2 separate regions of the Homo sapiens genome follow, and region 2 is linked to region 1. A link is a loop called in an ENCODE intact Hi-C map of the cell type or tissue named here. Cell type or tissue: IMR-90. All regions are shown on one strand. Links, peaks and the distances in the headings refer to the core of each region. The heading gives the core; the rest is flanking DNA. Region 1 overlaps LOC101928273 (a long non-coding RNA gene). Region 2 overlaps NXPH2 (neurexophilin 2).

Region 1 (15,949 bases), core at 4,764-7,263:
AAAAAGGGGAATGTTAATTTTCTCTTCACATATTGGGCATTACCTTTATGGAACTCTAACACAAAGAGGGTGAGCTGTGGGAAAAAATCAAGGGATTTGTATAAAATGATAGATTACAGTTACATGTTAGTTCACAAAATGATTTCGGGAAGGTATGTTAAATAATCCCAACATTATAAACTGATACCGCACCGAGCAACCTCACTCTCCAAAATCCTCTCATGTTGCCTTTGTGCTGGCCTGGATGGACCATTGGTTGGACCCCATGTGGCATTCCTAATGTCTCTATATTCTGATCCATTGATTGCCACTAAAGTGCTTTGCCGACAGATTTTGTTCTCAGATGGTGCACGGTGCTGAAGAGAAAATCACTTTGCAAATCCAGTGATTTCATGGGCCACTAGGCTCTCTGGATTCTCTATTACCCAGTTTATCTTCTGTTCATTTAATGTATTGCAAACAACATTGAATTAGTTTGTTGGACAATTAGGTAAGATATTAAGCTAAAGATGTACATATAAATATGTCAAGTCATTATTTTAAGAATACGTCTGTAAGGCATAGTTGGAGAAGGCTTTTTCTTGTGAACCCTGTGAAGGCTTTTCCCCGCAACTCTGTAATAGTTCAACAGGTACCAACTTTTATAAATAATACTTCTTTCTCAGAGGTGTTCACAAGTGAGAAAAAGAATTTTCTACAATGGATGTTTTAAAAAATCACTTCCAAGGAAATTAGTTCTTGTAAACCTCCTGAAATAAACATCAGGAAATTAAATTGGCGTTTGTTTGTTAGTAGAATGAACATCCTCAAGCAAATCCAAGATTGCAAATATTTTAGCTCAGGCCTAGTTTCTAGTCTCTGAAAGACCCTTCCTTCCTGAGCTATGACCACCTAAAGCCCTCCTGCAGCTTCACCATTGCCTTAACTTTCAGCATGAATCCTGAAATGATGCTAAGGAGATTTACATGACTACATGTCTATAAGCTATGGTTTCATCATTTTTTTCTTTGTCTCTGAGCTAATGCTGAGAAAATACCCTGGTTCTGCTAAGTGGATCTCAGTGTTACTTAGTCTCCTGCTCTCCGGGCACCCAAGTCTGATTCCTCAGCACCCAAGTCTGATTCCTCAACTTGATCCTCTTTTGTTACCTGTGATCGTCCTCAGGAAGGGGTATCCCAGTCCTGGATCCTGGACCACTGTCTTGGACCCTCCTCTGAAATGCCAAATATTCCTAATTTCAATTTGCTATCCTTCTTGTAAGGATGAATTGTCTCATACTGCATCCAACTGTTTGGACAGGCCAACACTTCATTTGCAACCCTCCGTGGGTATCTACTTATCTGAACTACAACCTGCTATCCCTTGATCCTGTTGGACAGGCTACTGTAGCCTCGCTTTACATCTGTGATGGAATCCATCCACCCAGATCCTATTCAGTAACAGAGCCTTTTCTCAAATCCCAGCCCGTTCTCATCTGAGCTACATGACAATAAGTAATTAATTGGTCTTACTTGGTCTGTTCATTCTGAAAAAACTGAGTCCTTACTGAATGGAGTTTCATAAGGACTGAGTTGTTATGGAACGATATTATACATGGGAGTGATGGACATGAAAAAGCTACAATATCTCTCTTGAAGAAACTCATTCATTCATTCTTTCTTTTTTTTCTTTTTTGTTTTTTTTTTTGAGACAGAGTCTCACTGTCTCACCCAGGCTGGAGTGCAGTGGCATAATCTTGGCTCACTGCAACCTCCGCCTCCTGGGCTCAAGCAATTCTCCTGCCTCAGCCCCCTGAGTAGCTGAGATTACAAAATTAGCCTGCCACCATGCCAGACTAATTTTTTTAAAATTATTTTTAGTAGAGACAGAGTTTTGCCATGTTGGCCGGCCGGGTCTCCAACTCCTGACCTGAAGTGATCTGCCCGCCTCAGCCTCCCAAAGTGCTGGGATTACAGGCATGAGCCACCGCACCTGGGTCATTTTTGATGACAGGGCAAACAAGCAAACAATTGAAATACAGGTTGAGTATTCCTTATCCAAAATTCTCGGGACAAGATGTGTTTTGGATTTTTAAAAAATTTTTCAATATTTGCATTAAACTTACTGGTTGACATCCCAAATTCAAAAATCTGAAATCTGAAAATCTTTAATGAGCATTTCCTTTTGAGCAGGACCTTTGAGCATCGTGTCAGTATTCAAAAAATGTGAATTTCAGATTTTTGGATTAGGAATGCTCAACCTATACAATACTTTAACCATAAATTCTGAGAACCTTTCTTTAAAGGATGTAGTAGACGAGGTCAGACAATTGTCCTTCCATAAACATTCATTCTATCATTTGTTCAAACCCCACTGTGTTTCAGGCATTTTGTTAACACATCGGGAATGGACCCAGAGGGCCTTTCTGAGAATTGTGTTAGACCCAGATATTCACCCAGGCCCAGAGCATCCAAGACCTTTTGCCTCCAAATACCAATGATAATTTGTCTTGTGGTCCTAAGATGTTAATCAGAGCTGCTTATAATAGCCTCTGAAACTGGCTTCTCTCCCCTGTAGCCCCAGATGGTCTACTCTGGACCCTGAATACATTAGGTTGGGGGATTCTAAGTGCAGTCACTTTGTTGCCAGGTCCACTTTCTTTCCAGAACCTCTGAATCAAATGTCAGCCTGTTTTCATTGTTCCCTTTCTGATTAGCTGTAGCTGGATATACTGAAGGAATGAAAGTTTTCTGAGCTGACTGCACTGATAAACCTAGAAGGAGACCATGGTGATAATTGCTTTATAATTTTCAAAAGTCAGCATTAACTGCTGAGTAGCAGAGTGGATTACATTTGCGTTTTCAGTGGAAATGATCACTGTGATGTCCTTACTGCCTCCTAACTCATGAAAGGAACAACTGGCTGGTCCCTGGAACTCCCTGTGTGACTGGTGATTGCCCACGGACTTCTAAAACAGTCTTTACTCTGAAGATGTGAATGTTGCCCATGGCCTTCAGCTGATGGATGATATCTGGGCCTGAGATGGCAATATCAGGTATTTCTGAAGATATCCTAGGGAAATGTGGGGATTGCCATGGTGCCTCTGAGCTTACCTCTAGAACAGATACTTTGATAAGCGCTTTTGTTTCTTTCTCTGAATTCTAAATCAGCCCTAGAATTCTGGAGGATAATTCTGAAACAAGCCCTACCCAGTCAATTTTCCTGAAGTTTCATGAGGATTCTGAAGAGCGGTGACAGGTGTTGGACTAAAACCAGGGAGGAAGGCCAAGGTGAGGAGAGCACTCAAAGGCAGTGGGTGGACAGAGGTCATCCAGAGGCTTGCAGAAAATAGGACCAAAGCCATGGCCCCAGACAGGAGTGGCAATCCTAAGTGCAGTTTTAGTTGCGCTTTCGAGATAATGGAAGTACAAAATCAGTCACTTAACCTCTTTTAACATCAGTTTATTCATCTGCAAAACATTGACATGCTACCTCACAGCATTCTTCACATGTAATAAGAAACGGCATGTTAAAATACTAAACAAAGCTTAAGAAGTGATGCAAAGATACTATTAGGGTAGAATGCAGATTATAATTCTATCACTTATCTCTTTCTTATTTTCTTATTTTCTGAGAAGCTCTTATGAACATTGAGTTAATTATTTCTTTTCCCTCCTTATTTATGAGCATACATGTCTTATTCAAGGTTTAAAATATCACTTGGAAATTAACAAGGGGTTTCACAAATATAGTCATATTCCTTATTTGTTCACAATATTTTGTCCCAAAATGTTGCTTTTTAAAAAATAAAAGAACTACTTATAAAATTGTGATACAGTCAAGGCAGACTATAAACAAATGCTCACCAGCCAACAGAAGAAATCTATCCTGCAATATGGAACACTTTCCCAGTGTACCATGATAGTTCCTTAAAGCTGTTATGAATTATTCCATAAACTTGTATTTAAAGACTTTTAAACATGCAGATTATTGGCCTGAGAAACCATTTCGTCTCAAAAGGAGCATTTGCAGGCTGTCGTGCAAATCTGCATTTGAGCAACTTTCATATTATGATCTTAGTGAATTCTTGACCAGATGGACTTGAACAGCTGCTACCCATGCTTGGGAAGTCCCTTTGCTTGAGAAGACAAAATAGCTCATTTGTTTGCAATTCTTTCCTGAAAGTACACAAGGGCAATTTTCTACATTGTGAATTACTTCTATCAGAACAACATTTTCCCTGAAAGACCACAGCTCATTATACTATTTAGAAACAAACAAAAATACATACAAACATTTTTTGGGGAGTTTTATAATTTGTGCCCAGAAGGGACAAGTTTCTTTTCAGATTAAGTTTTAAAAAATGTTCCTTTATTGCTGTTATGTTCAAGCTGACATGGAGGTTATAACTGAGAGAACCCCCCTCTGAAATAATAATGCCTTACATTTGTATAATACTTTATACTTTTCAAAGTGCTTTCAGGCACATTATTTCATTTGATCTTCAAAACAGCTCAGTGAGGCAGGTAAAGTGGGTGTTTTTATTCATTACATTATAGATAAGGAAATAGGTTCAGACTGCAAATATTATCTGAGTATCTACTAATTCCATCGTATTGTTCTAGGTGTCATAGAGGATAAAATAACATGTATTCCTAAAAGAAGAATCTTGGTTTTAGATAAGACATAACAACACAAAGCTAAATAATACATAAATGTACAATATGGTTCAAAAGATGACAAAAGACAATATATGGTCATAGTATTAGAAGCACGAGCAAACTGTATTCTGGCAGATTAAGGGAGACTTCTTAAAGCAGGTGCCACCCGAATATATATGCCTGGAAGGAGGTTTGGAATTTGTGGAATATTTACTCTTTGGCATCATAATCACCTTCTCATATAACCTTAGAATAGAAGAGCTTTTGGCATTCATCTAGTTTGTTCTGATACTAGATGTTGGCACTCCCTATAGCACCCTAGGCAAAAATGTTGGAATAGCTATGAGTCTTAAAAATTCTATCTTATGAAACCCCGTCTCTACTAAAAATACAAAAAAAAAAAAAACACAAAAATTAGCCAGGAGTGGTGGCGGGCACCTGTAGTCCCAGCTACTTGTGAGGCTGAGACAGGAGAATGGTGTGAACCTGGGAGGCGGAGGTTTCAGTGGGCCGAGATCGCACCACTGCACTCCAGCCTGGGTGACAGAGCGAGACTCCGTCTCAAAAAAAAAAAAAAAAAAAAAAAAAAAAAAATTCTATCTTATATGCAGCTGCAATCTCCAGTTCTATAATTCTACCCTCTTGACTAGAGTAAAACAAGACTAATTTATTTTCTCTTTCTGTGGAAAGCCTTTAATATGTCTGTAGTCAGCATGATAGCTTGATCTGCCTTTAGTCTTTTCTTCTTTCCATTTAATCTTAAAGCTTCTGGAGATACAGTCATTATTTTACTGCTGGGCCCGTATTTTATTTGTCCAAATTATCTGTAACTTTGGCCATCCCAAACTGTTACACTATTGTAGATATGCAGATTTGAATAAGACTCTAAAAACTATCATTATCTTTCCAATTCACTGCCAGCATGTCCACTAATACTGCTAGTTGTGAACAATTCTCACATATAAGAGTAACTAACTTTTGTGTAAAAGCGGCATAATTAATGTGCCTGGAATGAGTCATGGATGTCTTCCTAAAGAACAAAGGCCACCTTCCTGAAGAACAAAGACCACCTTCATTGTGATGGCTTTTTTCTTTTTCTTTTGTATTTTTCTTAAGCCATTAATGATCTATGCATGTCTGCACAGATGATACTTGCTTAAGGAACTAACACCAAATCTCTAATACAATAACAATTTTTGGTATTTTGTTTCTCATTTTTATTACTGGGAAAGTAAAAATTAACAGCTCGTGTAAATTAATAATCCAATACTGACCTCTGGTGTGTAATGAAGAAATTGCTTTCTGGATGAACTTAGCGGATGCTTGCGAAAAGTTTTATGTTTTAATATAAGAATGTCTTTCTCCAAGCAAAGAAGTTTCCTAGGCTATAATTAAAAATGTGGAAAGTGGGAAAAGTAAATCTAAGTAACTGAATGTAGAGAATGTCTCTGTGGTAGTTTTTAGTAGTGGGTAAGTAAAAAGGAAAAGTGAGAACAACTGACACTAGAACTGCCCCATTCAAAAATGTTTTTTTTTTTTTAATTCGGCCAGCTTTTAAGAAACTAAACACAGTGAGTTGCGAATGAATGATCTACCCTCCCTCACTTGACTATATTTGAATTGGACTTAAAAAAAATGCTGTTTTGAATTTCTCTAAGTCACCTCCTCAGATGGTAGATGTGTTTTCATTGCCTGCCACTCCCCAAAGTGTCTCTCCATTTATTTCAGACACAAGGTCCCAAAGTCACAATTTTCTAGTCTTATTTGCTCTTCTTTGCTGTCCTGTAATTTTCTAAAGCCAGACCATATGCCTGCTTTATAATTCAAAGGCATAATATTTGTTAGGCTGGTTCTTGATTCAGGTTTCTCATTCTCCTCCCTATTTTCAGTATGTGCCCTTCCCTCCCACTCTATGCTCAAGTCAAATTATCTATCTAGCATTTCCCCCAGTGGTACCTTCTGAGCAGAGGTACTGCAGAGTGCACAGATATGGCTGAAATGAGTCAGTCACTTTGCAGACAGAGGTGTAAGCCATGTAGGTTTAGGCCTCTACTGCCACCAGAGACCCTATTGCTGGGCTACTCCCTCCTGTAGTAGTGCTCATAGAACCTTAGAAATTCACCTGTTGAGGGAGTATCACTGGGCCAGTCGTCAATGAACCCAGATGCCAATTTAATCCTGGCACTGCCCCTGACTTGTTATGGGACTTTCTGCAATTCAGTTCAACTCCTAGGCTATGAGACTTCTATTTTATAATCTGTAACAAAGGGTGATTAGATTAGATGATTTCTAACATCCTTTGTAGTATTCCAATTCTACAGCTCTATACATGTGGATTCAGGAGGCTAGCTCAAACCCTGGGTTCTTCACTTCTTGCAATGCTCTCTCAATTCCCTTCTTCTCCCAACCTCTAGCTTGTCCAGATGTTACTGTACTTGTATACTTCCTGTGTATACTAAACCATTATATGGACTACACTCTACTGTATCTATTTGTCTATCTTTTTTCCTTCATTGAACTAAGATATGGTAGGCTGTTACTAGCTATCTATGGAGTGAATGAGAAAAGAATGCATATCTTGTCTTTATCCTGCAGGTCTGTCTCTGCCACATATTTCTGAGGAGCTCCTGGGACTGCAAAACTCTGGAGTCAGCATTGACCTTTTATCCTGGTTCTATAAACCAGATCACATGCAAGAATATTGCCTCTTAAAAATTCTCAAAAGTGATGAATAGCTATAGTCCATGCTAAAGGAAAATGGAGCACACCAGGTTGTCAGTGAGAGCTGAACCACTCTGAGTAATGGAGTGAGAAGTTTTATTAGGTTGGTGCAAAAGTAATTTGTGGCTTTTGACATCAATTTTAATGGCAAAAACTGCAGTTACTTTTGCACCAACCTATAGTTCCCAGAGTCAGGTAGACTAGGAAGAGGCAGGCAGAAAACAGAGACTGGGAGGTGGAGAAGAGTTAGTGAAATGATTTGAGTTTGGAGACAATGGGGTGAAGGCCCAGAGAAAGTTCCACACTCTTGGGGTGGCCACAGGAAAATTTTAAAACTCAGAATTTAATTTGACTAAATTTGTTTGCCATTTCAACTCTCAATTTCTAATTTTCAATAAACTTTTCTATCCTCACAAGTGCTTTACATGGGTAGGTTTTTGTGGAAAACAGTAAAAGTGATGAACATTCTATCTGAGTCAATGGTTCTTGGTGTTCAGGACACTTTAGAATCACTTGGGGAACTTTTGAAATCTGGATGCTGATGTCAGATTCCTGAGTGATTACAACAGAATCTCTGCAGGTGGGACCTAGGAATCAGTATATCTTAAAAGATCCCAGGTGAATCCAATATGCAGCTTGCTTTGGAATGAGTTATTGTGAAACAATAGACTACAGTGATCAACGTGAACTCATCTGAGAGACTCCTCGGCAATCATGTCTGCTTTGTTCTTTAATCAGTTCTATTTCACATTATTGGAAACAACTATTTTAATTTTATAAGCCTCCACTTTTCTCAAAACTTCCTCCTCCAATTCCATGTATACTCTCAATTAATGACTTCCCTTCTACCTTTCAGATATAATTGGAGCTCAACATGAAAAAATTCTTTATTTCCTGTCACCAAATCTGTAAATGTGTTTTTTCTGAATTACTTTTCACTAGTGCCTTTCTATCAATATTTGACCATCCAAAGTCATCCATCTCTAGAAAGTAACAATACAGAAATATAGGGTGTATATTTGTTGGAAATAAAATAATACTAACAAAGACCTCTCTGAACCAACCTAGAAAAGAGAACACAGTTTATTACTACATGAACATAGTCAGATTTCTATGCACGTAGGTACTACAAAAGTGACTAAAAAGTCTAGACAGACTTTCACATAATTCATTTAGCAAAGCAGAAGAAAGAATAACTTCTCATCTCCTCAAGAGACAAAGGGCTACATCCTAAGATAGTCCTCTAGTGAAAACTCCCAAGTAAGTTTTGGAGGCATTTGCTTACAATTCCAAGTGTCAGAAAGTCCCCATTATTCCATTGCAAAATCAAAAAGGCAAACCTGTTATTTGGACCCATTAAGATTTCAAGGAAATACTCTAAGGAAGGGGGATGGAGAGATAGTGAGCTCCAACCTCAAACAAGTCACCATTTTACCCTTACGGTATGCTTTGGTTGGTATATGCATGTGTATTTCTTAGCTTTGTGAAGTCAGAGAACCTAGAACACCTGGCCTCTAGACCTTTGTATCCAAACACTATTTCTCCATGAAAGAAACCCATGCTCTTTGGGGAAATGGTAAATTTTTAGAATAGGGAAAAATGGTCAATTCTTCTGTCTACAGAAGAAGGCTGCCTCATGTGGATTGAAGCCACACTGAGTGAGGGCTTCAATGCAGGTAGGTGACCCATGTGGGGTGTCAGAATCAAAGCAATGTGAGGGAGCATCCAGATAGACATATTATCCATCACCTGGTGTCTAAACCCAACAGGCTAGTGGGAAGAGAACACCCATGTAAGGCAGTGGCACAGAATGGGATGAAAAGGATTTGCATGTAGAAAAGGCAGGTCATTGTGGGATTTTTCTGGTCTAAATAGAATGAAAGCGGTATCTGTTAAGAGGGCTCCAAGGTGCCAGGTATTGAAGCCAAAGAACAGGAGAAGGAGTCCACGTAGAAGTGGTGGCAAAACGCAAGCAAGATGAAAAGGGCATCATCACAGTGATGTAGCATGGTTGGATTGTCAGAGCCTGACTGAGCAGGGTGGGGTGAGCGCCCATGTGGGGTTAGCCCAGGAAGGATGAGAAGAGTATCTATGTGAAATGGATGATAATCTAGGGAGTAGGTCGGAGCCCAAGGATGGCATCCAAGAATGAGGGTGGCCAAGCAGGAGGTGTTGGAGCCAGAGTAGAGTGAAGAGGGTAACTACACACAGGGGTAACTTAATGTAGAGTGCCAGGGTCTTGAATAGGGTCTGAGGATTAGACAGTAACAGCGTATTAGTGGGAATACAACCAATGCTGACAGTTGTGTTGTGAACATGAAGGATAAATCCTGTTTGTAAAGAATAAACCCCAAAATATTTGGTGATAATTGGGAATCAGGTCAGTAACTTATTCTCTAATGGCTCAAGAATTTTTTTGTGTATTTTACTTGCAAATTTTGCCTAAAGATCAATATATAAATATATATATATACGAACCAGCAAATAGCAAGTTCATTCTTAGGTATATTCTCAATAGAAATGTATACATACCGAAAAGCTTCCTGTTTGGATATTTGAAAGGAACCACCACATTCCACAGAACATACTTACATGGGGCTTTTATTTAAAGGCAAAGGATATGGTGCAGCAAGTGAGAGTGCAGGCATGGACTGGGAGTCTGAAAGACGTCCAATGTTGAAAGCTACCCAGGGCTCCAAGTATTCACAGACACAGAGTGTGCATTCTGTCTCCAGTGTGAACCACCATGATTCTGTGCTAGGAATCTTGCTTTCAGGAGGGCTTGGAGGAGAAATTCTCAACAACCCTTTTGTGTCTCCTTGTCCATGTAATCAAGCTAGGTTTCTCAAACCAATTAGGCCAGCTGTAACCCATCAGTAAAAAACAGACCCTGCAGGTTACCAGGAATCATTTCTTGACTTTTAATCATACGTGATAAATCTCATTGCAGTTATCTTCACCAAGAGTAAAAAATCCAGATATCCAGGTTAAAAGACGGAGCTTTTTCTGTTCAGCTATAAATCTGCACATATTTTTACTTAAAAAAACAAGAATATTTAAAGCATCATATTCATAATAACAATAACTGAAACCAACCCTAATATATCCATTAGTAGAAGAAATAACAACTAAATTGTGATCTATTTCTACACGGAATACTATGGAACAATGAATAAATATGCATTATTGTTACATAAACAACATAGATCAATATGGCAAATAATGTACTGATATTCCCTTTATGTAAAGTTCAACACCCAGGCAAAACCAATCTCTTGTATGATAAATTAGGATATTAGTTGCCTGGGGTATTAAAAAAAGAGGAATGGGCCAGGCATGGTAACTCATGCCTGTAATCCCAGCACTTTAGGAGGCTGAGGTTGGCAAATTGCTTGAGGCCAGGAGTTCGAGACCAGCCTGGCCAATATGGCAAAACCCTGTCTCTACTGAAATTACAAAAATTAGCTGGGCATTGCAGTGGGTGCCTGTAATCCTAGCTACTTGGGAGGCTGAGGCATGAGAATTGCTTGAACCTGGGGGTGGAGGTTGCGGTGAGCCAAGGTGACACCACTGTACTCCAGCCTGAGCAACAGACTGAGACTCTGTCTCAAATTAAAAAAGAGTAATGATTGATAGTGAATCTAAAACAAGGTGACAGTGGCTGATTATGTTTTTTTCCTGTCTTAGCTGATAGTTAAATGGCTGTGTTAACAATGTAAAAATTCATCAGTCTTAAAATTTGTTCTTAGATGTGCTTATGCAATATTTCAATAAAAGTGATTTTTAAAACATTTTATATAGGGCTGCACACATACACACACATGTGCACACACATACTCAACATTTATACTTGCTTTGTAGTCTTCTCAACAAATCCATTTAACTTAGCATTGACTGGGTGGTGACATTATAGCATGTGTTTCGTTATTCTCTACCTTTTAAAGTTTTCTTCTATTATTTCTGTTTTTGTTTTCCATTTTTCATGTTTTATCTCTTGGTGACTCATTTAGGTGGATATCACAACTTATGAATTCAAATTCTATTTCACTTAATGTTTCCCTCATATTTTTCATCTTTTTATATGTTTTAAAATTTATTTTATGAAAATATCTAACTGAGGTTGATCCTCAATTCAATTTGAAGGCATGGGATGTTCATGCACAAAGTATTAGGCAGTTACTTTAAAAAATGAGACAGATTTCAGTCTTGTAATGTACAGGTGCTATAATATAAAAATCATATTATATTTATTTATTTATTTATTTTGAGACGGAGTCTCACTCTGTCACCAGGCTGTAGTGCAGTGTTGTGATCTCAGCTCACTGCAACTTCCACCTCCTGGGTTCAAGCGATTCCCCTGCCTCAGCTTCCTAAGTAGCTGGGACTACAGGCACACACCACCATGCCCAGCTAGTTTTTTGTATTTTAGTAGAGATGGGGTTTCACCATGTTGGCCAGGATGGTCTTGATCTCCTGATCTCATGATCCACCTGCCTTGGCCTTCAAAAATGCTGGGATTACAGATGTGAGCCGCTGCACCTGGCCCATATTATCTTTTTAAGTTAAAAAATAGTACAATATATGTAGTATGAGACCATTAACAATATCTGTGTGTATGTGGTCTGTGTGTCTTAAAAAGAGTGAAGGCAAGTGTATTTCTAGAAACATACTTTATTAGTTGGGTGCATTGGGTTGCAAGTAACAGAAGACATTCTTATAGTGACTTAAGCAATAAAGTTATTCAATTTTTCTACAATACAAGACCTCTGGAAATGGAGACTACCAGATTTCCTGCAGCAGCTCAACAATTTCAATCACCCAACTTCTTTCTGTTCCGCCATCACAGCACATTCCATTTTCATTCTATGTAATTCCTCACAGTTATAAGATCACACACAACTAACACAACTTAAATAATTATGTCTTTAAACAATAAAACCAAAGAAAGAAAAAATTTCATATATATGGCCATCATTTTCATTAGAGGTCAAAATCCTACTAATAAGCTCCCTGCTTTGGCATTCTTCCTAAATACATTCTATTAGCTGGAAACAGAACAAATGTTCATCTCTAAATCAATCACAAGCAAAGGGAATTACATTAACGTTTGTATTAGTTCGCTTTTGCTCCAGTAATGCTTAAGAAACATGACAAAAAGTTAATGACCTATAACAGCAAGTGTTTACTCCTTGCTCGTGAGTTTTGTGAATTGGTTGCAGCAGTTCTACCTTAGACTACAGATGAGATTCAGGTGTGCTCCAGGAATCTCTCCTTCCTGGACCCATGTTGAAGGACACAGACTACTTAGGGCATTTGATTTTTATAATGCTGAGGAAGATTGAAGAGGAGAAGCTTCTTTAAAGTTCTGCTTAGTTACTTCTATTACTATTAACCTACCAAATTCTATTGGGTAGAGCAATCACATAGCCAAGCCCAAAGTCAATGATACAGAGAAATATTCTCTTTCCTTATTAAAGTATGGTAAGGATGGGGAGGGAAAAAGAATCATCTTTTAATTTTTTTTTTTTCTGAGACAGAGTCTCACTCTGTCATCCAGGCTGGAGTGCAGTGGCACAATCTTGGCTCACTGCATCCTTCACCTCCCGGGTTCAAGCGATTCTCACGCCCTAGCCTCCCAAGTAGCTGGGATTACAGGTGTGCACCGGCATACCCAGCTAATTTTTTGTAATTTTAGTAGAGAGCTGTTTCATCATGTTGCCCAGGCCATTCTTGAACTCCTGAGCTCCAGCAATCTGCCCGCCTCAGTTTCCCAAAGTACTAGGATTACAGGCGTGAGACACTGAACCTGGCCAGGGAACAAAGAATTATGAACACACAATACAATCTACTACAATATTCATGGCCTAGAACAATTATGGCTCATCCTCTCAGATTGGGAGAGGAATCCATATTCTGTGAACTTGTTGCAACAATACAAACATAAAAAATCTATGATCATTGTAAACAAGAAATAAGGAATTGTGGCTACTGAGTAGACAACAGTTCAATGTTGACTTCTCACTATTTAAACAAATTAGACTTTTTTTCTAATTGAGAAAATTCACAAACTTGAAGAAACAACTCCAATATTGATGAAAATAGCAGTGATTTATTTATTGACTAAATATTTTAATTCAATGATTTGGAAAGAGAGTTTTTAATCTTTCAGAAACAATTCTACCTTATTTTAAAAAGGCTGAAATTTATATATATGGGACATTCATTTCACAGTATATAACTCTCTGACACCTTCGGTGCCCAGTTTTATTTCAGGCAGGACAGCAATATTTATCCTCTTTTAATTCTGGCCTATCCACTGGCACAGATTGGTCTCTTATGTTACTATCATGAGCTAGTGATATGGGAAGAGAAGCATTGCTGATCTGTGAAACTGGACAATACATTTAATCTGCCTTGGTATTTAAACCACAGTAAATACCATTTTTAATTGGGTTTATGAAATGACATCTTGTTCAGGGCAAGGATCAGTATTGAAGAGGAGCTATACTTAATGCTAAATTAAATGCCCAAGTTAAAGCTAAATTGTTACACACACAAGTCAGTAATTTCAGGTCTATAACTGGCAAATAAATCACAAATTGACCTCTTTGAGCACACTGCAGGAAATACTTTGTGTGACATTATATGGCATTAATTGTAAAAGCCAAATCTGACTTCTTTCCAATTATATGTCCAAAAATCATAACTGAGAATTCTCTCTCTTTGGATTTTCTGACATTCTTTCCTTAGTATTAAGGTAATGAATGGCTTCAAAGCTGAAGTTATGGGAAATTCAAGAGCTTATCCAATAGTTAATATCTGAATCTTAGGATTTATCAACTGTAGCATATCTAAAGACACAAAACCCACCTTCTCTGATTTCTTGCCCGCTCTAGATGTACAAATACGAAACTCATTGCAAATGGAAGTGCCCTATCAGGCACAATTTTCATAAAGGGAATTTAAATAGCTATTTTAATTTGTAGACCAGACTGTGTAGTCCAGAAATCTAAGACTAATGAGCCACTTTCTCAGAAAATCACTTCTTCTAAATAAACAAGGTCTTTTGCACTGACCCAGGAAATCTGAGTTGTAGCTGAAAAAGTAATTATACCAATATCATAATAGGCATATCTACAACAATACAAAAGAATGTTCTCTCCATCTCCAAATGGAGATTCATTCAGATGAAATGCAATTTATCTGAAATGTTTTAAATGTTTTCCTTTGCACCTCTAAATGGGCAGAAAGACATTTCCTTTTAAGAATAAAAGAGAAAATCCATTATTTTTATTTTTTCTTTAATATATAAAAATAAATAAATTCCCAGACTAAATTTCTCCCCTACTAATTTAATTTGGAATAAAATTAGAACCAATCATTATGAGCAAAATGTTTTCAATTAAGACATAATTAATTAAATGTGCAAATGCAGAATACATTTGGATGTGCTATCAGATGACTGATTATACTGGAAATCTAATTTTACACTTAAATTGCCAGCCACACACCTCGTCTTGAGCTGTTGACCTATAGCAAGTGATCATAAGTTGAACCTTACCTCTGGAGGAAGTGGCCTCAGTGGACAAATTTTTCCTGCAATAATTCTATCACCATGCCATAGTATCTGTCTGCAGAGAGTAGTCAGAGGTACCTTGCATGAAGGAACTTCACTTTTGCCATCCTTCTTGTTTTTCAGACAGCATTTTGTTTGATTTTAAATAAGTGATGCATGTCTTGGCAAATTGTGAAAGAAAGGCCTCTTTTACTCTTTTCTACTTACTAACCCTTTTCTACTCACTTTCTCTTTAAAGTTGATAATTAAAGTACTAATGTGTGAAAAGGTACTGAGCTTTGAAAAATTTTTGGATTATTTAATATTGCATTTTAAATTATCTAAGTTATAGATACAAATGTCTGAATCTATACTTGCTGTTGGTGTTTATGGGTTAAGTATATCCTCAAACTAACCAGGATAATGAATTTTATTGCCTCAGAGATAGAAAGGATGATTTAGCAAGGTGTATAATGGATATGCAACCATGTTGCTCTAAAACATGAAGAGATTCCCATCACATAATTTAAAAAATGTATAGGTCCAAAAATTGGCTACAGTCAATAATTCTTCTCTAAATCTGATGTTATTTTATGTTTCCTGAATATTTGAAAAATTTGTAAAATGTTTTCAAGGATTCTAAAAAGTGAGTGATTGAGGAGGAAAGCAAAAGTTGTCAGTGAAAGCATCTGTTGAATGTCTGCTATGTGCCAAGCAGTCCACTTGGTATTCTCATATGTCATGTCTTTGTGCATCAATTACTGATCCATAGGTTGGTGCAAAAGTCATTGCGGTTTTAACCATCACTTTCAAGGGCAAAAACCGCAATTACTTTTGCACAAAACTAATATCATTTCTCAGTCCCAAGCCAATGTTTCAATACCTTTTTTTTTTCGATGCTGACTCAGACATCTATGTCCTTCCATGAGGCAGCACACTGTCTCCCAGAGCATGATAAGGAAGTTCCTTGGGTTAGATACCTTTCTAGCCTGGAAATATAACAATTTGCATTTCAGCCCATTGAATTAGACAT
Region 2 (15,949 bases), core at 8,894-11,393, 800 kb before region 1:
AACTTGATTTTCAACTCTATTATAATGTTTGAGAGGTCTAATGACTTTGATTTCAGCAATCTTATTTTAATTTCCAAAAATTTCTTTCTTGACTTGTTTTGCAGTACAATTGCCTTCCTAATCTTTCTAAGGATAATATTTAGAATTTTTAGAGTTGTTTTTGATCCATTTGATTCCTCACATTTCTATTGATAACATTTAGAATTTTTAGGGTGATTTGGGATCCATTTGATTCCTCAAATTTCTTTTGATCTTTTGTTCATATTTCTGAAGCATACAGGTTGCTGCTCTGGTCTGGATGTTTCTGTCTCCCCAAAATTCATACATTGAAATTCTAACTCCCAAGGTGATGGCATTAAGAGGAAGAGGCTTTGGGAGTTGATTAGATCCATCACAAAAGGGTTTAGTGACCTTTTTCCAAGAGAGGTGCTTTTCCCTTTCCACCATGTGAGGATAGAGCAAGAAGGCACCATTTGTGAACCAGAAAACAGGCACTTACTAGATACCAAATCGGCTGGCACTTTGATCATGGATTTTCCAGCTTCCAGAACTGTGAGATGTTTCTGTTGCTTATAAGTTACCTGGTTTATGGTATTTTGTTATAGCCAAAACGGACTAAGACAGTTGCCTTGAGATGCCATATCATCAATACTGTTAAACGTTCTCCAGGTGATTCTCATGTGGGATAAAGCCATAGGAATGTTGCTACAGGGTCATAGGGTAGGTGTATGATTATGTACATTCTTCTTCACCTTGTCTTTGGTCGTTTAATAACATATCCTGCATATTTTTCCTTATCAGTATATAAAAAGCTCCTTCCTTCTTTTTTACAGCTTCATAGCACTCCATTGTGTGATGGATCATTGTTATTTCACTATTTCTCTGTTGATTTGAAAACTGTGAGTTCCAAATATCACACCAAAGAATTCTTTCTTTTAATTCTGTAGTGAATAATCTTATCCATCTGTCATTTCAAACATGTGCAGTTATACCTGCAAGATAAATTCTTGAGAGAGGAATTGCAGGCTCAAAAGTTAAGTGTGTTATTAATTTTGGTAAATACCAACCAATTGCCCTTCAATTTTAAACATGAGGAAGCAGCCCCAGAAAGATGAGGTGATTTGATCATACTTTCTTAACAAGTTTATTCCAGGGTGGGAACTAGAACCATCACCTCAAAACCTTAAACCCAGTATTTTTTCCACTGTGTCATGCCGCTTTTCACTGTGCTTTATGAGCAGAAACAATAGCTACATCAGTCAATTGGGTGGAACCGATCATAAGGGGCTACTCAGGATAACAGGGATAGGTATCTAGAAAAGGACCGAATACCTGTTGTCTTAGTCGTCTCAGGCTGCTGTAACAACAATACCACAAACTGACGGGCTTAAACAACAGATGTTTATTGCTCACAGTTCTGGAAACAACAGATGTTTATTGCTCACAGTTCTGGAGATTGGAAAGTTCGAGATCAAGGTGCCAGCAGATTCAATGTATGGTGAGAGTATTCTTCCTGCTTTGCAGATGGCCGTGTTCTCAATGAGGCCTCACATTGCAGAGAGAGGGAGCTCTAGTCTTTCTCTTTTTATAAGAGCACTAGTTTCACCCTTGGGACTCCACCTTCATGCTCCCATCTAAACCTAGTTTCCTCCCCGAGGCCCGGTCTCCTACTACCATCCATTTTATGGGGATATAAACATGCAGACCATAACATCATGGTTTCAAGAAATAATAAAAAGATATATCCATATGAAGATAATGCAACATAATGTTGCTATTTAAAAAAATGGAGTTCGGTATGCTATGAAGTGTAAGGAAATTTTGGAGAGAGAAATCAGAGTAAGAAAAACTAAAACCAGAAACACCAGAGATAATAGCAGTTTTTCTCAACTCCCAAAGAAGCTTCCAAAGAAACTCCAAGTACAAAGTCAACAAGGACAAAGAAAAAAGTAGATCATCAGGCAATTGCCAATATATGTAAGAATTAACTTTAGAATAGTTGGTCCAGCTATTTCCCTAGCCCTCACCCCACCCCAGGACAGAGAGGCTACTATATAGCTGGCATGGAGAGTTCCTGCCCTTGGTATAAAATTCAAGACCTGTTCTCTGTTGAAGAGGTGGCTGATGAGACTGGGAAGGGATTCTAGTAAACATCCTGGACCTGGGAAGGAAAAGAAATGGAGATTTAGGTGACTCTAGACCTCTAGAGGGAAAATATAAAGGAAACAGCTTTGTCCAGAAGTAGAAACAGGAAAGCCCTCTACCGCCAGAATAAGGATCTCCTTCTTCGGCTATTGTAAGGATTCCCAGCCTCCTGTCTGCTTCTAGTCAGTGTGCCCTCCTGGGAAACCCACCTGTCCACATGCCCCACCAGTGACACAGAGGTGTTCTCCCCTCCAATTCAGAGGAGAAAGCACTTGGTAAACAAACCCTGGTTTATTTACCCTGATAAGCAGGGTTATGTTCACTTTGTTATAATTCACCCTGCTATTGTGATGTTTGTTATATTCAATACATTTATTTAAAAATCTGATGTATGGACACACATTATGACAAATTAAATCTAGAGGAAGGGCTCAAAAAATTCCCTGCAAATAATTATAAGTCGCAGCCAAGGTTGAGAAACTCTACTCTAAATAACTGGACTAAATAGTTGTATGTATCCAGTATAAAATAATCTCTGCTTTTTAAATATTGAGTTGATAGTGAAAAATCAAACTCTAAACTCACTTAATAGATAATAAATATTGTGCCAAGAGAGCTATTAGCTTATAGTCAATTATAGTAAATATCCAGGGATTCAAGTAAAAAAACAAAGTGACTGTAGTGAATCTACAATGAAATAGAATTCTTTTTAGCATGCTCGGATGAGAGTACCTAGAGTTGATAGAACACCAATGCATCCATCACTCATGATTAACCCATATTTTGCTTCAAATTTCACTTCTAAGTTTTACTTTTCCACTTTCCCATTGATGTTCAGGAAATTTACGGTAATGTGTCTACTCATGAAATTCTTTTAGTCATTCTTGCTGAATTATCATCTGTACATTAATGTCATTCATCAGTTCTGGAAAATACATATACACATATTATGCCATTATATGTTATATTATTTGACATGAATTCAAGTTGTTTAGGTACATAGTCTAATTTCTTTCAGGCACTGGACTTTTTGCTCTTGTGTTCTTTTGCATGAATCCGTTGAAACAAATTAGATAATTTGGTATAAGGATATAGTGGAGCAAAGTAATTCAATGAAATTAACACCATTATCCCAGAAGGTGGACTTGGATCTTCAGTACCTTTTTTCTTGGATTTTTTTTTATCAGACCAGTAATAGAAGTGTGTGTTATTTCCAATTTGTAGGGAAGCGAACACAGTCTGCCTGCTTCCTGTCTCTGTGTTAGATAGAGGAGTCCAGCAGTCACTCATTGAATATAACCTTCAAAAAGACTTTAAGGTTCTTCCTAAGGTGTGGAAATTGGAAGTCTTCTAATTAATGAGAAAAGTTACCCCATTTCTAGTAATTCAGAGATATTCAGGATATGAAATTTAGCTTAAAAAGATATATCCATTATTAAGTGGGATATAGGACAGGAGCTTAATAAATATTTGTGGAATTAATGAAAATACAAATAACTATTTTTTAAATAGGGAGCCAAAAATACAAAAATATAACTACTTGTAGGGATCTTATGCTGAGATTTTATTTGCTCTTTTGCTTAGCATGCCCTCTGCCCCTATGTACGCACATACCTACAGCAAGAGAGAAGCAGAGTTAGAAAATAAATTTAATTTATTCTAGTATGAATTTTGAGAACTGAAATAACCAATAATAACCATACAAATGGGCTATTTATTGTATTAGGACATATATTTAAGCTGCTACACTTTTATGACAATAAGAAAAAAGAAAGAAGCTCTTCTTGCTGATTTTTTCTGTTTTGTTTTATTAGTTGTAGTGAAATTTTTTTTTTTTTGCTTTTTTGTTTGTTTCTTTGTTTACATAACTTGTGAGTGGTGCACTGAATAGGAATGTGCCAATAGGAACTAATATTTATCTAGCAAGCAGATAAAAATCAGTATCTGGAGGATTGTTCAGTAATTTACGCTGAAAATAGAAAGGTTTGATAAGGAACACATTGGATTCCCCTGATGAGTACGTTGTGATTTGGTGCGAAACAAAAGGCTGGAGAAGCTCCCCTCTGTCCCTGCTGTCCTGTCGCAGTTCTACTGCCTGGTCCCATGGCCTCATCACAGAACACACATCATGAGGCAGTCTCTGGAGATCCTGAGCAAACAGAGATTTTGCACACCAATTTGCAATTAAAACACACACACACACACACACACACAGAACGTTTTCTACAGTTGACTTTAAGTGCTGTTAAAGCCAGCTTTAGAAAGGGTTTTACATATATCATGTTTTCCTTTCCTATATTCATTTTATTTCTCTCACTGAAATCAGGAGATGAATCCTGAGCACACTGGATAACCTAACACCACGCAGCAAAGCTCTGAGTGAAGTACACTGGGCTTTTATCTTGTCTCCCTTCCTTTGGAAGCTTCTAAAGATGGCTGGGGGACAAATAATCTGTCACTCCCAACGTACAAAGGTCCCTCTTCAGACCGTTTGGGTCAACAACAAATCCTCCTAGAAAATTCAGCATGCTGTCCTGTGACTGCTGAGGTTCAGTGCTTGAATCAAGGGAGGTCAGACCCAAATCCAAAGGGCAGCTGGCAGGAGCCCAGTCGCAGATCCATCTCAGAAGAACCATCGGCAGTGGGGAAGTAGATCCTGAATGGCCTTTCAATTCAGGCTTCTCCCAGAAGGAGGCCCCTTGGGACTTAGCAAGGACTGTTTCTCTATAGTCAATTACTGAAGACCTGGAAGCTTTGGATAATTAATTTAGTTTATTTCTTCATTCAGAAGATTTTCTTGAATAACCAACACTTAAAAATCATGTGAAGACCATCACCAGTGTTAGATATAGCTGAGAGAAGAAAGAATTGGAAGGAATTTATCACAAGTATTTACTAATACAGCCCCTGTTTGCTCCTTTTCTCAATAATATTGGCTGAACACCTGCTGTGTGCTAGGCCGTGTGTGACATAGACCATCGTATAAGGCCTTGGTCTAGTCTTCATGGAGTTTTCCATTCACACATGAAGATAAGAGCTGAACCCAAGTGTTTATAGTGCAGTGGACTTTGTGGTCAGAGGCACAATAGCCAATGCTTTGTGGAACAGTAAAGTAACTCTCAAGAACATAGGAAGGGGGTGAGGGGAAGGAAGCATTGCCTTCTGGGAGTTAAATCAAGCAGGTATACTTAGACATATTTAGTGGTTGAATTTGGTCAGGGGATAAACCAAAGATACTGTGCTGCCACCGAATTTGGGGGAAGCAGAACTGCACTTGAAGGCTCCTTAGTATCCCAGGGTGGGGGGCAATGTTGTGATGATTGTATTGTTGGCCATTCTGAGTAAAACTGAGTCAACATGTGGTCAACCCAGAGAGGACAGAACTCCGAAGTCCAGAAACAGGAAATGATCTTTGGCCTAAGGTTATGAGCAGTTCAGCCTCTGTGACAGAGAAATTCCTGTTTTGACTCATCAAGCCAGCAGTTTGGTTTGATTCCACACTCACTAAAAATTCTGATTCTAAATTGGCTTCTGGTTCAGGCCTATCCACTGGGGAGAGACTGTTTTACTCATGTAATGCACAGACTTCCATCCATGAAGGTTCTAGCTGTTGCTGTAAATTAATTAATTTAGTGGCATTCTGCGATGCACGTGCACACACACACATCAGTTCCATGAGCTGATGTGATGTGTATTTATTCCTGAGAGGCAGTTCTGCCCAGGATGTGCTGCTCAAAGTTAAGTGCCTCAGCCTACTAAACTGAAGATCAGATACTGGCCTTGGTGAATGTCCCAAGGTGCTATGAAACCACTTGGCAGCCAGCCATCTGCCCTCTTCTAGTGACACCCCAAGCTAACTGGTTGCTCTTTAGATGAAACTAAACATAAGCCAAATGGTACAAACTGTGCCAGACCAGCAGAGGATGTTCATTTTACTTCTAGCTAGAGTGATCATGGAAACACTATCCTTAAACAAAACGTAGAAGTTCATTAAGCAAAGAACGGTGTAAATGAGAACCACAAAGGCCATGTCATGAGGCAGACACAAAGGGATGTGCCCAACATGGGCAGTCAGGAGCTGGAGGGGACATGTCTGTTAGGAGATATCATGGAAAAGGTGGACTGGGCTTTTGTGGGAGGCCTGAACTGCTAGAATCATCCTTTTGAATCACTGAGTAGGAACTAAAGAACAATTGATAGGTTTGAGTAAAAGAATCTGCACTGTATATGATACTGCAACCAAAGACGGATTCAATTCAAGTACAATTTAGAGGCAGACACAGGTTTGCAAGCTGTTGTCATGAGATAGCCAAGGCATCAAGTAGGATGGAGGCAAATGGATGAATGAAAGGAAGGTATAAGAGTGACAGGGGCCGGGCGCGGTGGCTCACGCCTGTAATCCCAGCACTTTGGGAGGCTGAGGTGGGTGGATTGCTTGAGGTCAGGAGATCAAGACCAGCCTGACTAACATGGTGAAACCCTGTCTCTACTAAAAATACAAAAATTAGCCGGGCGTGGTGGTGGGTGCCTGTAATCCCAGCTACTCCGGAGGCTGAGGCAGGAGAATCGCTTGAACCTGGGAGATGGAGGTTGCAGTGAGCCAAGATGGCGCCATTGCACTCCAGCCCAGGTGACAGAGCGAGACTCAATCTCAAAAAAAAAAAAAGTGATAGAAATGGGAAGGAAATTCCATTAAAGTGTCCATTAATTAGTGAGCTTTCCTCCTCTGGGTGAGATTTTTAAATAGAATGGTGCAGCGATAACATTTTGCAATATGAGAGTCAAAAGGAGCATCTCCCCTCATTTTAAGTGGGATCCGGCTCCAGGAAGATGGCAGCAAGATGACTGTGAACCAAGGAGCAGGGAGGACATTAGCACAGATGCTGAGTGGCCCAAGGAAGGTCGGGGAGAGACTGAGGAAGTCGGGGAAGCCAGCTTGGGTAAAGTGTTTGGCATGGGTGGTTTAGATGAGTTATGGAGTCAGAGGTGTGTTGGGCTGCTTCAGCAGGGTGGAAAACAGACGGCGAGTGAATCAAGGTTATGTTAGGAGAGTAATGAGGTCCAGAGCATAGAAACAGAAGTCTTAGTGAGGGAAACTAATGGAGAACTGTAGGCCTGAGAGTGGTAAATTATAATAGCTTATAGTAAAATTTATCTCATAGAGTCTAGGGTGGAGGAAGGATGCCAGCTAATCAATAGGCCAGGTAACTTCAAGATAACCTTCATTTGAACTAACTACTCTGCTTGGGTTTAAGAGAAGCTGCAAACTGGAACCCTTGTGTGTTGTTGGTGGGAATGTAAAATAGTGGAGTTGCTGAAAAAAAGTTTGGCGGTTTCTCTAAGAGCTAAACATAGAATTACCATATAACTCAGCAATTCCTCTCCTGGATATATACCCAAAATAATTGAAAACAGGGACTCAAGCAAATACTTTTATACCAATCTTCATTACAGCATTATTCACAATTGCCAAAGGTGGGAACAACCCAAGTATTCATCAAGAGGTGATGAATAAACAAAACGTGGTACATACATACAATTAAATGTTATTTAGCCGTAAAAAGGAATGGAGTTCTGATATATTTACGGCATGGACAAACCTGAAAACATTATGCTAAGTGATACAAGTGAGACACAAAAGGACAAATATTGTATGACTCCACTAACATGAAATATTAAATAATAAGTAAATTCATAGAGACAGGAAGTAAGTCACCAGGGGCTGGGAGGAATGGGAGTTATTGCTTGATGTTTAACAGAGTTCCTTTTTGAAGTGATGGAATAGTTTGAGAAATAGACAGTTGTGATGGTTGCACAATATTGTGAATACAAGTAATGCCACTGAATTGTACACATAAAAGAGGTTAAAATTAGGAAGCAACCAAAATATCCTTCAGTAGGTGAATGGATAAATAAATTGTGGTAAATCCAGGCAATGGAATGTTATTCCACAGGTGAAAGAAATGATTAAACCATGAAAAGACATGGAGAAACTTTAAATGTACAATACTAAGTGAAATACTAAGACACTGATCTGAAAATAGTACTTACTGATTCCAATTAGATGATATTCTGGGCAAGGTAAAACTAGGGAGACAGTAAAAGAATTAGGGGTTGGGGAGAGGACGGGATGAATAGGCAAAGCACAGAGGATTTTTAGGGCAGTGAAACTATTTAGTATGCTCCTATAATGGTGGGTACATGTCATTATACATTTGTCAAAACCCATAGGATTCAGCAAGAGTGAACCCTAACATAAACATGGACTTGAGGTGGTAGTTATGTGTCAATGTAGGATTGATTGTAACAAATGCACCACACTGGTGGGGGGAAAGGTGGTAATGGGGCAGCTGTGGGTAGGGAGGGGGGCAGGGGTATATGGGAAATCTCTGTACTTGGCTGCTAATTTTGCTGTGAACTCAAAACTGCTCTAAAAAATAAAGTCTGTTAATAATGGTTAAGATGACAAATTTTGTTATCTCTATTTCACCAAAATAAAATAAAATTATAAAAAGAGAAACTGTGAAGGCTGCTGTAGGATTTAGGATGGGAGAGAAAGTGCAGTGTGAGCCTCCCCTGGGCAGCTGCCCCTGTTTCCCTGAGAGGATAGAAGGGGCTGTTGTACCGTCTCGAGTGGAGCCAGCACCCCAGCATCCCCCAGCGACTCTCAGAGTCAGCCTTGTGGGACCTAAATAGCTTCCTCGTTGATTGGAATTAGCTCCATTGCCAGTCCCTGCTGCTAGAATACATGTGTGGACCAGGGGAGTATTTGAAGTGCTGGTTTCTGAAGCTTTTTGTTTGGTAGAATGCCAAAGAACACAGCTTTTGCTGTCATAATTGGTCTAAATTTAAATGCTCACTTGTTTTTGTTTCAGACTGGTTTGTGTGTGCATGGACACAGCTTAAGTTTGTGGGTATAGAGTATATTTTGTCAACATGGAGAGAGTGAATCAGAGCTTTTGTTGTCTAAATCAGCCCTTGTTTTCAGTCCCGATGTCCCTATGCTTTGATAAATGTCCTCCAGCCTGTGAGTCAAGGAGAGGTTGGAATCCAACTACTTAATTGGAGGTTTTCCAGTTCACAGTAGTTAACTTTTCTGCAACTTGTCTCCTTAATTTAGAACAACATTCAAAGAATAATAAGCACTATACCTCACATTAGCTTGGCCTATTTCTAGACTGCTATATAGAGTATTCAGAACTAAAAGACATTTGTTGTCTTTCAGGAGTTTTCAGTATGATTGTAGAGGAAAAAGAAAACTCTGGAAATGTATTAGCAATGTTCACTCAAATTGCTAAATGAGCTGGTTTAATAGTTTTCAGTGAATGCAGCATTAATTTGCATATTAAATCACATTACATCTTCTTCCATTAATGAAATTATTTTTAGATTTAGGCAATCAATACAGTCCTTTGCAATATTAAAATCCTGATGTACAAAATAGTGCCAGCTCAATTGTATGTTCAGATACTTTCTAAAACATCTTAATTCATTGATACTCATTCTTCTCTCAAGTTCAAGTTCATGGCCGGGGAGATAGTTGTGAAGTGGGCAGCGTGTGTGACGGCTGAGGAAAGTAGCAGCTGTCTTGTTGTTATTGTTGTTTTTCCAGATCGGCTTTCCTGTTGTCCCATGCCAGAAAAACAATGAAATTCTGTGATTTAAACACATTTATTAAATGCCCTGTGTAGTAGGGTAAGTGCAGTTATGGACAAGACAAGCACAGTGCCACACATGAGGCTCTATAAGAGGAGACAGCCCTGGCATCTTGGGACAGTCAGATTTGTGACTGCCATCACAAATTATTTCAGTAAGAGAGAAATGGAGGGAGTATCTGTAGTAATCAGCTTGACTGTCCAGGGAGTCTTCTGACAAGGTCAGATTTTAAAAGGGCAGACACAAGTCTTACTTATTAAATTAGCTAATGACATGAGGCTTAGAGAGAGAGGGACCTATTGGCTGACAGGATTCAAAAGGATCTCAGGCTAGAATGATGGGCCAAATCCACAGAGAAGAAAGTTACAAGGGATAATTTTAAGACCTGGCACTTGGATACAAAAAGAACACCACCACCAGAGGATAAAGGATATATGGTTAGCAAGTATGGAAAAGTTTTAGTTGAAAATAAACTAAAGTTGTGAGTCATCAATATGGCAAAAGCTTTCCAAATGTGCATAAGCTTCCCAGAATGCTTATGCAACCCTAGACTGTATTAATAGACTGTGGTATTTAGTGAGAGGAAAGTGATAGCATAAAGCATTTGGAGGCAGTACACACAGATGTCAAGCAAATGCTCTTTGGGGTCAGACAACCCAGTTTTAGATCCCAGCTCCAACTCACAGTGTAGTAGAAGCTTTTCTCCCCCCCAGATCAGGCCACAAGTGATTCATAAAAATATCCAACATACATGAAACTTTTAAACTTAAATGCTGAAGGTTCATTCTTTCACAAATTATTTGATGTAGGATCAAACCTTTTCCTTTGAGGGCATATCAAGTACACATTGGTATGGCCATATCTGGATTTTGTGGCTGGCCTTTGTTCTCATTTGTTTGATATGTGTTCTGATTGGTTATAACAATATGTGAATATCATCCTTCAGAATATGAATCCCCTGACTGAAGTTTGTCATTTAAATAAAACTCACCCATATTGAATCATCTAAGAAGATTCCTAGCTGTTGCTTCTTCTTCTTGCTCTTTTTTTTTTTTTTTTTTGTCATGGGGCAAGTACTTAAAGTCATCTTCCAATCAATCTAAATCTTTCTAGAATTTTTACATTTTTCCTTTTATCTCTTAATAGTTTTCTTGCTCTCATTTATTGAACAGCAATTTTTTAAGAGACCCATCTGCAACAAGTTTCTCTAAGCATTCACCTTAACTTTTTTTTCTTTATTTTAGTTTATTTTAAAGACAGGGTCTCACGGTGTTACCCAGGCTGGAATGCAATGGTGCAATCATAGCTCACTATAGCCTCATCCACCTGGGCTCAAGTCATCTTCCAGCCTCAGCCTCCTGAGTAGGTGGGACTTCAGGTACACACTACCACACCTGCCTACTTAAAAAAAAAATGAAGTCTTTCTATGTTGCCCAGGCTGTTCTCAAACTCCTGACTTCAAGCAATCTTCCCGCTTTGGCCTCCAAAAGTGCTGGGATTACAGGCGTGAACCACGACACCTGGCCTTAATTTTCATATAAAGAACAACTTTTTTCTCATTCATATTCATCAGCCTATCTAATAAATACTTTATTAAGTTACGTAATTAAAATGACAACTATAACTGGCATAAACAGGATGGGGACAAACAGCTGTCTCACATAAAATTCAAAATAATTGGATAGATCCTAGAGAACAGCCCACCAGCTGTGTGCATTCGGGATACTTGGGCATCAGCAAGATCCAATGGAGAACATTGGTTAATCTGGCCAATTGGTTAACATCCTTAAACAACTTCTTAACTTTTCTAGAGCATGTCATTTAATATAGACTACAGCAGCTCTGCTACTTTCTTGCTTACACTGCCAACTTAATTCCTTAAGCATCAGTTCCCTCAGCTGTAAAATAAGGATAGTAGAATAATACCTGCCTCTCAGGGTTGTTGTGAGGTCTAAATGAGATAACAGGCACAGAGAAAATTCTTAGTAAATATTTGTTATCTTTTTATTAATAGACATAGTATGTTCTGTAATGGTCAGACCACAGGCATAGATTGTTTTCCCTTAAAACACTCTGATACATAAAACTGTAAACACATACAGAGCAGAAATCCTGGTTTTCAACTTTGCATCCTTCTCACATTGTAAGGATTTAATAAATGTTTCTGGAATTCATTGATCATATTACATTTTTATGGGGAATATGAAGGAACAGGATCACAATCAGAGTGAAGTCACCAGGATGGTTATGAGAATTGAAGAATGGTTTTTGATTAAAAAGTGGAGGCATTTGGTCCGAAGAGGGGCTTACTCAGTAATACAAACATCCTCAGCTATATGAATGTTTATTTTATGAAGAATCACTGAGCTTGTTCTGTAAGACTCTAGAAAGAGAGAGAGAACAAGGACCACTGAATAAAGTTCTAGGCAGACAGATTTCAGCTTAGTAGAAACAAGAATTTTAACAGAGAATTTAAAGATGAAATAGGTTCCCTTGGGAGATAGTTAGCTCCCTGTCACACCACGTTCAAAGACAGGCAGGATGACCAACTTGGCAGTGATAGTGTAGAATAAATTCAGGGAATTCATTTAGATAATGGGAACTTCCCTCAAATTGTAATGGCAGCACCAAAATCAGTTACTGAGTAAAATCTACTAAGAGGGATTAGACAGAAGACACTCTGGGTCTTTAGACTGCCAAAATAAGCATAGTACTACATGTTATTGTTTCATCTTTACTATAAAAAGCTTTCTTTTTTAAAAGAATGATTATTTATTGTCTCAAAATGCCTCAGACATGACTTAAAATATACGTATATTTAATATGAGAATTCCATATATCAAATCAAGAAGGAAAAAAAGGATCTTAATGTTTATTTTTAATAATATTATTGGCCAGGCATGGTGGCTGATGCCTGTAATCTCAACACTTTGAGAGGCCATGATGGGAAGATTGCTTGAGGCCAGGAGTTGGAGACCAGCCTGAGCAACGTATCGAGACTCCATCTCTACAAAAAAATTTTTTTAAAAGACCAAGTGTGGTGGCTCACGCCTGTTATCCCAACACTTTGGGAGGCCGAGGCAGGCAGATCACCTGAGGTCAGGAGTTTGAGACCAGCCTGGCCAACATGGTGAAACCCTGTCTCTACTAAAAACATTCAAAAATTAGCCAGGCATAGTGGCGGACACCTGTAATCTCAGCCACTTGGGAAGTTGAGGCAGGAGAATCGCTTGAACCCAGGAGGCAGAGGTTGCAGTGAGCCAAGATTGTGCCATTGCACTCCAGCCTGAGTGACAAGAATGAAACTCCATCTCAAAAAAAAAAAAAAAAAATTAGCTGGGCGTGGTGGTGCACACATGTAGTCCCAGCTACCTAAGAGGCTAAGGTGAGAGGATCACTTGAGCCGAGGAGTTCAGGCTGCACAATTAAGACATGATTGTGCCACTGCACTGCAGACTTGCTGAGAGAGCAAGACCCTGTCTCTAAAAGCAACAAAAAATAAACCCTTAAAATATCACTACAGTAGAATCTTCTAAAGGAGCTAAATACCTTGAAGATGTGCAGGCTCCCAGTTCCCCTCCTTCTGATTTAATTGGTCTGAGATGGCATAAGCTTTCTAGGACTGTGTTTCTCAAACTATCTGTATAAATAACCAGCTGTTGTTTAGGTGCCAATCTGATGCTTTTATAACATGCACAATCAAATGATTAAATAATGTTCTAATATCAACTTGCCATAAAAGTTTCCAAACACAGAAGTATCTATCTTAGACTGCTGATAGTTTGTAGACTGTACTTCTTTAAGGGGCAGTGATTCTAACATAAAGCTGGAGTGACCAGCCCCTGGCTTACAGAGCCTGGGTTATATCTGTCAGTCATTACCTTCCATAGAACTTGTTTCAAGATGGTATATCTACTAGTATTTTATACTTTAATAGCCTGAGGACACATTTTAGTCAGGAACATTGACATATAGTTCGGGTGCTCCCAAAGCACATAGGAAAAGGCTAGACCTTTATCAAATATCCTGTATCCCAGGCATTGTCAAGGGTCTGTGAGACAAAAGCTGACTCTGATCTAGGTTTTGCCCTAAATAGGTTCACATTCGGGTATGGGCAAGGGAATGCAATTCACATACGTTCAAATCATTACAATGTAATTTAGCAAGTGGTGTAATAAAGTCATGTCCAGGCTGGTGGCGCAGGAAAAGCCTGTGAATGTCAGAGGTTGCCTAAGTTTGGAAAGAGGACTAACCTCTTATGTTTTAAATAAGATCCCGCCTAACCTGCCTTGCTAAAGGATAAACAGGAGTAGACACATGATGGGTTCTCAGTAAGTGCATGTTTCTCAGTTAGGAGGTTATTTATCATACATTTTAGTAATAACTGTATTACATGCTAAGCATAGGTTAACATGTACATGCATAATCACTGTTGTTATGTTTCATTTTATTGGCCAAGTTCACATTTAGTCACATTATGTCCCAAACATTGTAACTGAATTAGAATCCTTGAGACTCCCTTAAAACAAAGAAGTAACAGTAAAAGCTGTCCTTACTTAAAGCTCAGTGTGGTTAGAACCTGTGCTAGGTTTTAGTAATATGCGAACCTCTCCAATGCCTACTGGGTTGCTGGATAATGACCCCCAGGATGCATATTTCACTTGTACTCAAGTGGCTGGAAATAGTTTACTGTGGCACCTCTGCCTTTAGAAGGCCCTGGGGACTTATTATTTTAATCCTTGTACAGCCTGATTTATCCCTTCAAACATCTGTCAGCTGTGCTTTGTCTTGAAATTGGTACTGATGCTGCTGCTGATTTTTCAACAACAGCTGGGAGACGTTCATTAGTTAGACTCTCAGAGGGTATGTATGGCTTTAATATTTTATTTTACTGATGATCTCTGAAGCATTAAATATTATGCATTCCATATCTACAGGAAATCTTGAATTTTTATTTCCCTGCATCAACACTCGAAGCATTAGGTTTTACTCAATTAGCTAAATTATTAACAGTTCAGTCACTGGGTCCTGACGATATAAAAGAAAAATGGACTTTAAGTTCCTGGGTTAAATACTTGCTATTTAATACAGGCGAGAGAACATGGCCCATTCACTCCAGCAGACATAAATAAAAGCCAAAGCACAATTTTTCTTAAATGATTTCCAAATTAATTTGTCAATAGAACATCCTTTGATTTAGTTCTCATTAAGTTTGATTTAGCATTCATTTGCTTTACCTCCTTCTACACTCAGAATAGAGAAGTTCTTTTTCCCTTCCTTCTTCCTAAACTTCCCTATCTTCTCTTTGCTTTGGCCATTGTTAAAGCTTATTTGTCTGCTCAAAGATTTAAAAATCTTTCACTTTTTGTTGTTGTTGTTGTTGTTCTTAGCACCTGGCAATTTAGTTCTCACATCCAATGTAGACGGAGGCAGCAACATTTTGTACTGTATTTGAAGCATTGAACACTCTCTGTCAAAGAAATAGTCATCCCTCTGGCTTCATTTGTCACTCTATTTCTATCATTTTTTCTCTTCAAGTTAATTTATGCAGCTTATTGTGTGGGGGTTGGGAGGGTGGGAAGGTAACTCAAGAAAAATTTTGAATCTTTTGTAGTTTCTTCTGATAGTGGTTGGGTAGGGGTGGAAGCCATGAGGTGAGAAGAGGCTATTGGACGATTTTATAGTTTTATTCAAGTCAGGACCTAAGTATGGAATACACTAACAGAAAAAGAAACAGGCCAGATGCTTTTGCTCATGCCTGAAATCCCAGCACTTTGGGAAGCCAAGGTGAGAGGATCACTTGGGCCAAGAGTTCAAGACTAGCCTGGGCAAAATAGCAAGACTTCCTGTCTCTACAAAAAATCTTAAATATTTAGCTAGGGATGGTGCTGTGTGCCTGTAGATCCAGCTCCTCAGAAGGCTGAGGCAGGAGGAACATTTGCACCCAGGAGTTTGAGATTACAGTGAGCTATCATTGTGCCACTGTACTCCAGCCTGGGAGACAGAGAGAGACCCTGTAAGAAAGAAAGAAGGAAAGAGAAAGGAAGAAGAAAATGAGGAAAAAATGAAATAAAGGAAGGGGAAGGAAATAAAAAGAAACAGTCTCTGGAAAATGATAAAGTGGCCTCTGTGTTGCAGAGAATTCTCC

Evidence for each region. A loop is a pair of places that touch in the nucleus more often than their neighbours do. Peaks named below come from ENCODE experiments on the same cell type or tissue, not always from the same donor. Only the 100,000 strongest peaks of a DNase experiment are listed, where the experiment ranks them.
Region 2: it touches region 1 in a loop (2.2-fold over the local background); 3 of 110 quality-filtered maps call a loop at or near these places.

The regions. Positions count from the first base shown.
Region 1 is chr2:137,900,704-137,916,652 of GRCh38, reverse strand. All of the region lies in intron 2 of LOC101928273 (a long non-coding RNA gene), which reads left to right. Among named protein-coding and RNA genes, the nearest start is that of HNMT, 56 kb to the left of the region's middle. In IMR-90, for the core only: a CTCF peak has its summit at 5,921 (motif pointing left); no DNase peak of the experiment used is centred there.
Region 2 is chr2:138,702,008-138,717,956 of GRCh38, reverse strand. The region is part of intron 1 of NXPH2 (neurexophilin 2); the gene reads left to right. Among named protein-coding and RNA genes, the nearest start is that of NXPH2, 70 kb to the left of the region's middle. RefSeq lists an enhancer at 5,278-5,367. In IMR-90, for the core only: no CTCF peak of the experiment used is centred there; a DNase peak (open chromatin) is centred at 10,346; H3K27ac peaks cover 162 bases.